Regions from separate parts of the Homo sapiens genome. Here regions 1 and 2 are each linked to region 3. Evidence: chromatin contacts called from ENCODE Hi-C or POLR2A ChIA-PET data. All regions are on one chromosome and are shown on one strand. The core of a region is the stretch at or near the end of the contact, and the rest is flanking DNA. Distances in the headings are between cores, read along the strand shown. Region 1 holds the start of HTD2 (hydroxyacyl-thioester dehydratase type 2). Region 2 holds the start of WNT5A (Wnt family member 5A). Region 3 holds the start of CCDC66 (coiled-coil domain containing 66).

Region 1 (2,797 bases), core at 105-2,604, 1.7 Mb before region 3:
AAAAAAAAGACTTACAAATGACAGCACTGCCCTCTGCAGGCTGTTCTGACATTAAAGGAGAGGATACCTGGGAAATTATTTTGTACAGACTGGTATTAAATATATTCACCAGGCTCTCCACAGATGTGGGCTCACGAAGTTACTGTCATCGTCATCTTTAAAGTCAGTCTTGTTGTTTGTTTTGAGATGGAGTCTCACTCTGTCGCCCAGGCTGGAGTGCTTTGGGTCGAAGCAATTCTCGCTCCTCAGTCTCCTGAGTAGCTGGGATTACAGGCGTACGTCATCACGCCCAGCTAACTTTTGTATTTTTAGTACAAATGGGGTTTCGCCATGTTGGCCCAGGCTGGTCTCGAACTCCTGGCGTCAAGTGATCCGCCGACCTCGGCCCCCTCAAAGTGCTGGGATTACAGGCATGAGCCACCGCGCCCGGCCTAGAGTCAGCCTTTTTTAGTGGCTGCGCAGGGATGCTCCTAATCTGACCTATTAGTAATAAATCTGATTCTCCCTACTCCCCCGCTTCTCCATCCCTACGGCGGCCAGTGAGTCTATTAACATCTACTCAAGCTACATCATTCCTCTGCTCAAAATCTTGCTATGGTTCCCGTTTTATCCAGAGTAAGGCCAAAGTCCTTAGAGCAGCCTGCAAGGCTCTGCCTCACCTGCAGGACTGCTCCCTCTACACCTCTGACTTCATGTCCTGCCATTCTCCCTCCGCTCAATCCCCGCCACCACACAGGCCTAGCCTAGCTCTTTCTCACGCGCCAGTCTCGCTCCCACCGCTGGGCCTCGGCTCTAGCTTTTCCCCATGCTGGGAAAGATCTTCCTCCAGGCAGCCACCGGACTCACACCCTTGCCCCCTTCCTGGCTTAGCTCAAATCTCAATCGGGTTGGCCCAGTGCCCTTCTCGGCTAACACCGCACCCCACCCCCATGCCCCGTCCCTGCTTTCTTCTTCGTAGCATTTGCCTTTTTCTATGACAATTATGTAACTCGTTTATCTTTATCTGTACTTCCCCTCCCCACCCCAACAAAAGTCCACTCCAAGAATCTTGCTATCTTGTTCACTGCTGTTTCCCAAGGCCCTAAAACACTGGGTCGTGCACAGTGGGCGTGCGACGTACAATTTTTGGACTAAATCAATCACTTTAAAAAGCTCAATATCCTTACTGCTGAGCACTTGGGTGGCTTTCAATATTTTTCAACAACCACTATTTAGCGCTCACCTCGCGCCGGGCGCATGGAGAGCGCTCAGGACACGGTCCCGAAGTCTCGCCCGGGCCTCTCGGCCACGTTCTGCGGCCGAGACCCTACGCGGCGCCGTACAGAGGCCCTCAGCGCCCGGGGTCGGAGAGGACAAGCTACCCAAGGCGCACCGCCCGCCCCGCGCATGCGCCCGGGTCGCGGCCAACTGAGACGGCTCCCAGACAACCGCCGCTCTTTGGAAGGCTTCCACCTACCCACTCTTCGTCGGACTAGCCTGACGCCTGACCAGACTCCTATTCGCCGCAAGGACCCGCCAAGGCTTGGGGCTCCCCGGCAGCAGCCACAGCTGGGCCCGAGAAACTCCTGGTGTCTTTACGTTTGGCTTCTCCTCGTCCCGCCCCACGAAGCGTGACGCCCAGGCGGATATGACGTCACCACGCGGCGTCGTCCTAAGGACCCAGGCGCGAATCCTGATCCGGAGCTGAGAGCGGCCGAGCTCAGCGCCCTCTGGTGTCCACTCCGGGAAAGCCGTGTGTGCAATTTGCTTGGGGTGCGGTTTAGGGCGGGTTTTTTCCGCCTTGGACGGTGCTTCATAGTTATCCATTTCTTCATGCATTCATTCATTCATTCAACAATTTTTTCGTTGTTTTTTTGAGACAGTTTCACTCTGTCGCCCAGGCTGGAGTGCACTGGCGCGATCTGGCTTACTGCTACCTCCGCCTCCAGGGCTCAAGCGATTCTCCCACCTCAGCCTCCTGAGTAGCTAGGACTACAGGTATGCTCCACCATGCCTGGCTAATTTTTGTATTTTTAGTAGAGACGGGGTTTCACCATGTTGGCCAGGCTGGTCTCGAACTCCTCGCCTCAAGTGATCTGCCCACCTTGGCCTCCCAAAGTGCTGGGATTACAGACGTGAGCAACTGCGCCCGAGTCATTCTACACATTTTTTTCATTATATTATAATTTATTTATTGAGATGGAGTCTCGCTCTGTCGCCCAGGCTGGAGTGCAGTGGCGCCATCTTGGCTCACTGCACCCTCCGCCTCCCTTCAAGTGATTCTTCTGCCTCAGCCTCCCAAGTAGCTGGGACTACAGGCATGCACCACCATGCCCAGCTAATTTTTGTATTTTTAGTCGAGACGAGGTTTCACCATGTTGGCCAGCATGGTCTCAATCTCTTGACCTCGTGATCTGTCCACCTCGGCCTCCCAAAGTGTTGGGATTACAGGCGTGAGCCACCGCGCCTGGCCTAATTTTTGTATTTTTAGTAGAGACAGGGTTTCACTATGTTAGCCAAGCAGGTCTCAAACTCCTGACTTCAGGCAATCCACCCACCTCGCCTCCCAAAGTGTTGGGATTACAGACGTGAGCCACCGCGCCCAGCCTACAAAATTATATCTAGCATCTCCTCTCCTCAAGATCTCCTATGTCAAGCACTCCCCAAAGATAGGACCCACTCTCAGTGTCCCTTGTGACTCCCAGCACATAGTAGGTGTTCTATCTAGGCCGTCCTGGAAAGACCCACAAAGTAAAGACTTACTTTGTGCTAGGCACTATGCAAAATATTTTACATATGTCATCTCATGGAACCCTCA
Region 2 (2,758 bases), core at 248-2,747, 1.1 Mb after region 3:
GGGATACGCGGGCGAGCCAAGGGGTCCAGGCGGGGAAGTTGGGGTTCAGCCTCCCGCCGGTCGGTGGCTCTGGAAGGAGCGCAGACAACCAGGCGGCAGGCAGGCAGCGGCTGCGGAGTGGACCTCTCTCTTTCAGCAGATGCCGCGGGGGATGGGGAACTTAGAGAAGGGGAGACAAGGAGAGTGTACCCCGCCTCCCGGCACCCCAGCCCGTAGTACGGCTTTAAAATCCTGCAGAGTTTGTCATAGGCCGGCCTCACCACGCATGCGCATAGCAAAGTTGAGTTTTTTCTTTCTTCCCCCCCCTTCCCTCTCTCTTTCCAGCCGCCCCTAGTTCTGAAACTTTAAAGAACTTTTTTCTTTCTTTCTTTCTTTCTTTTTTTTTTTTTCTTCCTTCTGAGAACACCAGGGGAAAGAGGAGTCTGGAGAGAGGGAGGGAGAGAGTAAGGCAGTTGGCCAGAAGGGCTGGGGGGTGGGAGGGGGGGACGCGTCCCCGCGGTCGGTCAGTCTGTTTGCGGGGCACAGGATCGCGTGGAAATCTGCTGCGAGCTCCACGGAGCCGCCTCCGCCGCCCAGAGCCGGGGTCCGTGCGGCAGCTGCCCAGCGAGCCCTTCCGCCGCCGCCGTTGTGCCCGGGACCGCCCGCCTCCCGCCGGCCCGCTCTCCCGCCCCTCGGACCCGGGCGCCAAACGAGGAGGTGGGCAGCTTCGCCGGCCATGGACCGCCGGAGCTGAGTCGCCGCCGCGGAGCTCCGAGCTCTCGCCCTTCCCCAGCCTCGCGCCCGCGGTGCACTCGCTGCTCTTCGCCCTTCGCCCTGGAAAAACGGGGAAAAGAGAGATCAACCCGAAGAGAGAAAGAACGGGATACGTGGTGGGGGGGGGGAGCCCGCGTCTCCCCTGGGTTAGTCGCACCCCTCCAGCTCACCGCACAGCAATAAGTTCCGGGGCGACTTTCACCTATTTTGCTCCCCGTTTTTGCCGAACCCTAAAATGAAAGGACACAATTTGGGGCTGACTCTTGCAGCTCAGATGGCGACTTGTGCGTTTTCAGCGGCATCTCCCGGAGAAAAAGCCATGCGCGCCTGATTGTTCTGTGGCCCCAAAGCTGCAGCGGGGGTGTGTGTGTTGGGGTGTGTGTCTGTGTGTGTACAGAGACGTCCACACTAACTCGCGGCTGCAGGATCAGCGTCTGGAAGCAGACGTTTCGGCTACAGACCCAGAGAGGAGGAGCTGGAGATCAGGAGGCGTGAGCCGCCAAGAGTTTGCAGAATCTGTGGTGTGAATGAACTGGGGGCACCTGGGCGCACAGATCGCCCCCCTTCCCCCGCCCCGGGCCACAGTTGAGTAGTGGTACATTTTTTTCACCCTCTTGTGAAGAATTTCTTTTTATTATTATTTGTCGTAAGGTCTTTTGCACAATCACGCCCACATTTGGGGTTGGAAAGCCCTAATTACCGCCGTCGCTGATGGACGTTGGAAACGGAGCGCCTCTCCGTGGAACAGTTGCCTGCGCGCCCTCGCCGGACCGGCGGCTCCCTAGTTGCGCCCCGACCAGGCCCTGCCCTTGCTGCCGGCTCGCGCGCGTCCGCGCCCCCTCCATTCCTGGGCGCATCCCAGCTCTGCCCCAACTCGGGAGTCCAGGCCCGGGCGCCAGTGCCCGCTTCAGCTCCGGTTCACTGCGCCCGCCGGACGCGCGCCGGAGGACTCCGCAGCCCTGCTCCTGACCGTCCCCCCAGGCTTAACCCGGTCGCTCCGCTCGGATTCCTCGGCTGCGCTCGCTCGGGTGGCGACTTCCTCCCCGCGCCCCCTCCCCCTCGCCATGAAGGTAGGTGTTCAGTGCGCTGCCACTTTTTTTCTTTACTTCCCCCCACCCCCTGTTGGAAGTTAACTGAGTTCCCTTCGCCTCTTCCTATCCCTCCATTTCCCCAACCGCCTGAAGAAGCTGGAACTCCAGCGTCGCTGGCAGGAACCCCTACCCCTTCGCCCTCCACGCCGGGCGCACTGCCTCAGTGTCCCAGGAGATCACTTCTGGTCGCACCACCCGTTCTGCAAACAATTTTGATTTTTGAGAAAAAGTGGGGAAGAGCGATAGTAGACAAACTGAGTGCGGTTCACTGACGACTTTCCTTTTGCTCTGAGAACATCGAGTGTAATTTACTATGTATATTTCAGTAACAGGATAATGATTCAATTCAACAAATATTTACCAAGCGCCCACTGCGCGGGCACCGGGACGGTGTGTGGCCGGGGCTCGGGATGGGGAAAGGGACTCCTTGGTTGAGAGAACCCGCAGAGGAACTAGGGGCCAACTACTCCAGAGCGGCGTACACCTTCCCCGACACCCCCCCGCACCGACGGAGGCCAGATTGTAGGCTTGCCTTGGCCGAGTAACTCGAGCGCTTCAGGCCCCTTTGCCTTTAAGAGTGCCTGGCGGGGGGCCAGCGCGCACCCCGGCGCGGGGAGCGGGGTCGCGTTATTAGCATTATTAGCCGCCACTGGGTGAGCTCAGGCACTTTGCAGCAGTGGTGGGGGCGGGGAGTTGTGGTGGTAGTGGCTGTAATCCCGTACTCCGGGACAGCGCTCCCCGGCCCCCTGAGCGGAGTCCGCCTTGTCCTTTAGAAAACACTTGGGCCTCCGCTTTGGGAGAGCAGGCGGGGGCCAGTTTGCGAACTCTTGTTTGTTTTAATTGTCAGTTGTATGTTAAAGCCGAATCACACACTCCGAGGGTCACTGAGAGTTCACTTTTACGAAAAGTTAACG
Region 3 (2,713 bases), core at 16-2,515:
GCATCGATATGACTACTAACAATGCCATCAAGGTTAGTAACTGCTTGAGCAAAGAGTACCACTTTCAATATTTCAAATAATACATAGTGATATTTAGTATGGTGCTTTATACGTGCATATCAGAAGCAAAGGCATAAAGTAACAGTAGCCACTGCCAACAAAACTTGAACGTCTGTTAAGGTCCTAAAACTCCACTGAGAACAAAAATGGCAGCCCATACATACAGTCCATAATTCAGAGAGAGAAAATTAAATCCAGCAAGCCAGTCAAGGGAGAGAGAGGCTGGGAAAGGTCTGATTAGGAATGCGAAATTTGCGGTGTTGCTCAGGTAGGGGAAATCAAATTACCTCACCTTAACTATTAAAGGTAAAACACTGGAAAGAATAGGTTTTACGGCTTTCCTTATTGTAGGGTTATGAACAGTTCGTGTTTATGTTGGTGAAACGTCACCAAGAAAGAAAAGAGCTTCAATGGTAAAGTACCTTCAATGACGCACTGCACTGTAATCTCCTTAAGGGACACACTATCTTATTTATTTCCATATCCCCAGATTCTAAAACATAATAACATTTGCTGAACGATGTGTAGTTAGGTCTGAGTTTGGTGGCTTCTCATCTTCTCAAAATATCAAACTTGCGAGTGATGAAGACCATGCACCAGCCCTTTTTATTTATTCACCCCTACTTAAGGAGCGCCTACTAGGTGTTAGGCACTGGTACTACATCGATTTCTTGAGAAGCCTGGTTCCCCGCCTCGTGGGCCTAAAACGAATTTGGGCGTTTCAACATTCTGCAAGACTCCAAAAACAAGGTGGCGAAGAACCCGGGGCATGGGCCAGGAGTCCTCCCCAGGAGCCGCCACGCTTCCTCTAACTGTCTCGTCATTTCTCTCCTTTCCTCCTCACCTCTCTTCCCTCCTCATCCTGAGGTAAATAAGGGACCGAAAGGGGATCACTGGCAGTTTTAATGCTAGTCATTAAGTGAAAACGTAAGGTCTGTGGAGTCGCTAAGGGCCGACCCATCTGCCTCGATCTTCTACCCGAGAACTGGGCTCTGCCCCTCTCGGCGGCGCAGGTTGGGAACGTTCTCCAGTAAAGACTCCAAGGGACAACCCAGACACACATGCCTCCCTCTCCGCTGACGACCACCTTGCTTACCCCAGCTTACCCCAGCTTACCCCTGCTTACCCCAAGTTCATGGCCTGACCTCGCACTCTCTCCACAGAACGCTCAAGCCCCTTGTGTACGTCGGTTGCCGCCGCCGCTCAGCAAGCGCTACGCCAATTGGATATAGGGGTGCCGGCGAGCTGAGCAAGTGGACCAATCAGGGTGGGGCATGCTGGCGGGTGCGCTGAGCTGGGCCGGGGCTCCCGCGGGGACGGTTGCGTATGCCGTTTGTTCCCCTTTTGTGCCCCGTTTGTGCCGTTTGTTCCCCTACGCACAGCGGAATTTGGCCTGACCCGGCTTATGAGTCTAAAGCTTCGGTGGCGGAGACCTGCGCTTCTCGCAATTGTAGCCTTCCAAAGCGCGTACACAGACACACACACACACACACACACACACACACACACACACACACACACACACACACACACACACCTTTTTGGGGTCACCATTTGCAAGTAAGTTACAGACATTGTAACACTTAACCCTTTAACATTGCAGACATTGTAACACTTAACCCTTTAACATTGCAGCATGTATCTCCTAAGAATAGATGTTCTGCTACATAACCGCAGTACAATTATTATACCTAAGATCATTAATTTCATAATAATTCTCTTCCCGATTTAATTTCCCCCACTTGTCCTAAGAATATCTTATAGGCATTTTATTTAGAAAGCAAGAGCCAATCGCGCCACTGCATTCCAGCAGCTTGGGCGACAGAGTGAGACTCCGTCTCAAAAAAAAAAAAAAAAAATGCAAGAGCCGATCAAGGATCACACATTACATTTGGTTGTTAAGTATCTTTGCACACACTCTTTCCAGACAAAAACAATGAAAGGTATTAATTATTAAATGCCTGACAAACCTTTACTTTTTTATTTTTTATTGTTGTAATATGTGTGTTAAAATTTGCTATTTTTAGCCATTTTCAAGTGACAATTCCATGATACAATGTTGTGGAATACGCCAGTATATTTTTCCAAAAGCTTTTTAGTACCCCCAAATAAAAATTCTGTACCCATTAAGCAACAACTTCCCATTTTCCTCTCCCCTCAATCCTAAGAAACCTCTAATCTTATTTCTGTCTCTAGGAATTTGCCTATTATAGATACTTCATGTCATAAAAGTGGAATCATACAATATTTGTCCTTTTGTGTCTTCTCTCAAGTAACATAATGTATTCAAGGTGCATCCATGTTGTAGGATGTATCAGAGCTTCATATCTGTTTATGATTGAATAGTATTCCATTCTATGTATATATATACCACAATTCGTTTACTCATTCATCCATTAATAGACATTTGGGTTGTTTCCATCTTTTAGTTATTGTGAATAATGCTGTAGTGAACACTGATGTACAAGTATCTGTTTGAATCCCTATTTTCAATTTTCTTGGTATACACCTAAGAGTGGAATTACTGGGTCACATGGTAATTCTATGGTTAACTTTTCGAGAAACTGCCAAACTGTTTTCATAACAGTTGCAGCATCTTACATTTCTGCCAGCAATGTATATGAGGTTCTAATTTCTTCACCCCAACACTTGC

The links. Hi-C counts contacts between places; a loop is a spot of excess contacts on that map. ChIA-PET counts read pairs that join two places held with the same protein, here RNA polymerase II (POLR2A). Pooled maps may share reads with other maps.
Region 1: a pooled map shows a loop between it and region 3 (7-fold over the local background). The contact joins the promoter of HTD2 here to the promoter of CCDC66 in region 3. A Hi-C loop is called at or near these places in 8 of 50 pooled maps.
Region 2: a loop to region 3 is called in a map of OCI-LY7, with 7 times the contacts of the local background. The contact joins the promoter of WNT5A here to the promoter of CCDC66 in region 3. A Hi-C loop is called at or near these places in 3 of 168 maps with a recorded cell type or tissue (OCI-LY7, chondrocyte and posterior cingulate gyrus) and 5 of 50 pooled maps. POLR2A ChIA-PET finds 5 or more read pairs at or near these places in 1 of 52 experiments (AG04449).

What each region holds. Positions count from the first base shown.
Region 1 is chr3:58,305,077-58,307,873 of GRCh38, reverse strand. HTD2 (hydroxyacyl-thioester dehydratase type 2) reads right to left here and starts at 1,354. Exons shown (of 5, transcript NM_001348712.2): 1 at 1,223-1,354. It overlaps RPP14 (ribonuclease P/MRP subunit p14), which reads right to left and starts at 1,629. Exons shown (of 6, transcript NM_007042.6): 1 at 1,457-1,629. RefSeq lists enhancers at 1,064-1,193, 1,314-1,573, 1,764-1,843.
Region 2 is chr3:55,486,045-55,488,802 of GRCh38, reverse strand. It overlaps WNT5A (Wnt family member 5A), which reads left to right and starts at 1,497. Exons shown (of 5, transcript NM_003392.7): 1 at 1,497-1,823. The coding sequence starts at 1,818. WNT5A-AS1 (WNT5A antisense RNA 1) reads right to left here and starts at 1,185. Exons shown (of 2, transcript NR_046656.1): 1 at 924-1,185; 2 at 495-813.
Region 3 is chr3:56,555,727-56,558,439 of GRCh38, reverse strand. It overlaps CCDC66 (coiled-coil domain containing 66), which reads right to left and starts at 1,265. Exons shown (of 18, transcript NM_001141947.3): 1 at 1,187-1,265. The coding sequence starts at 1,197. RefSeq lists enhancers at 850-1,009, 478-1,149, 1,150-1,822.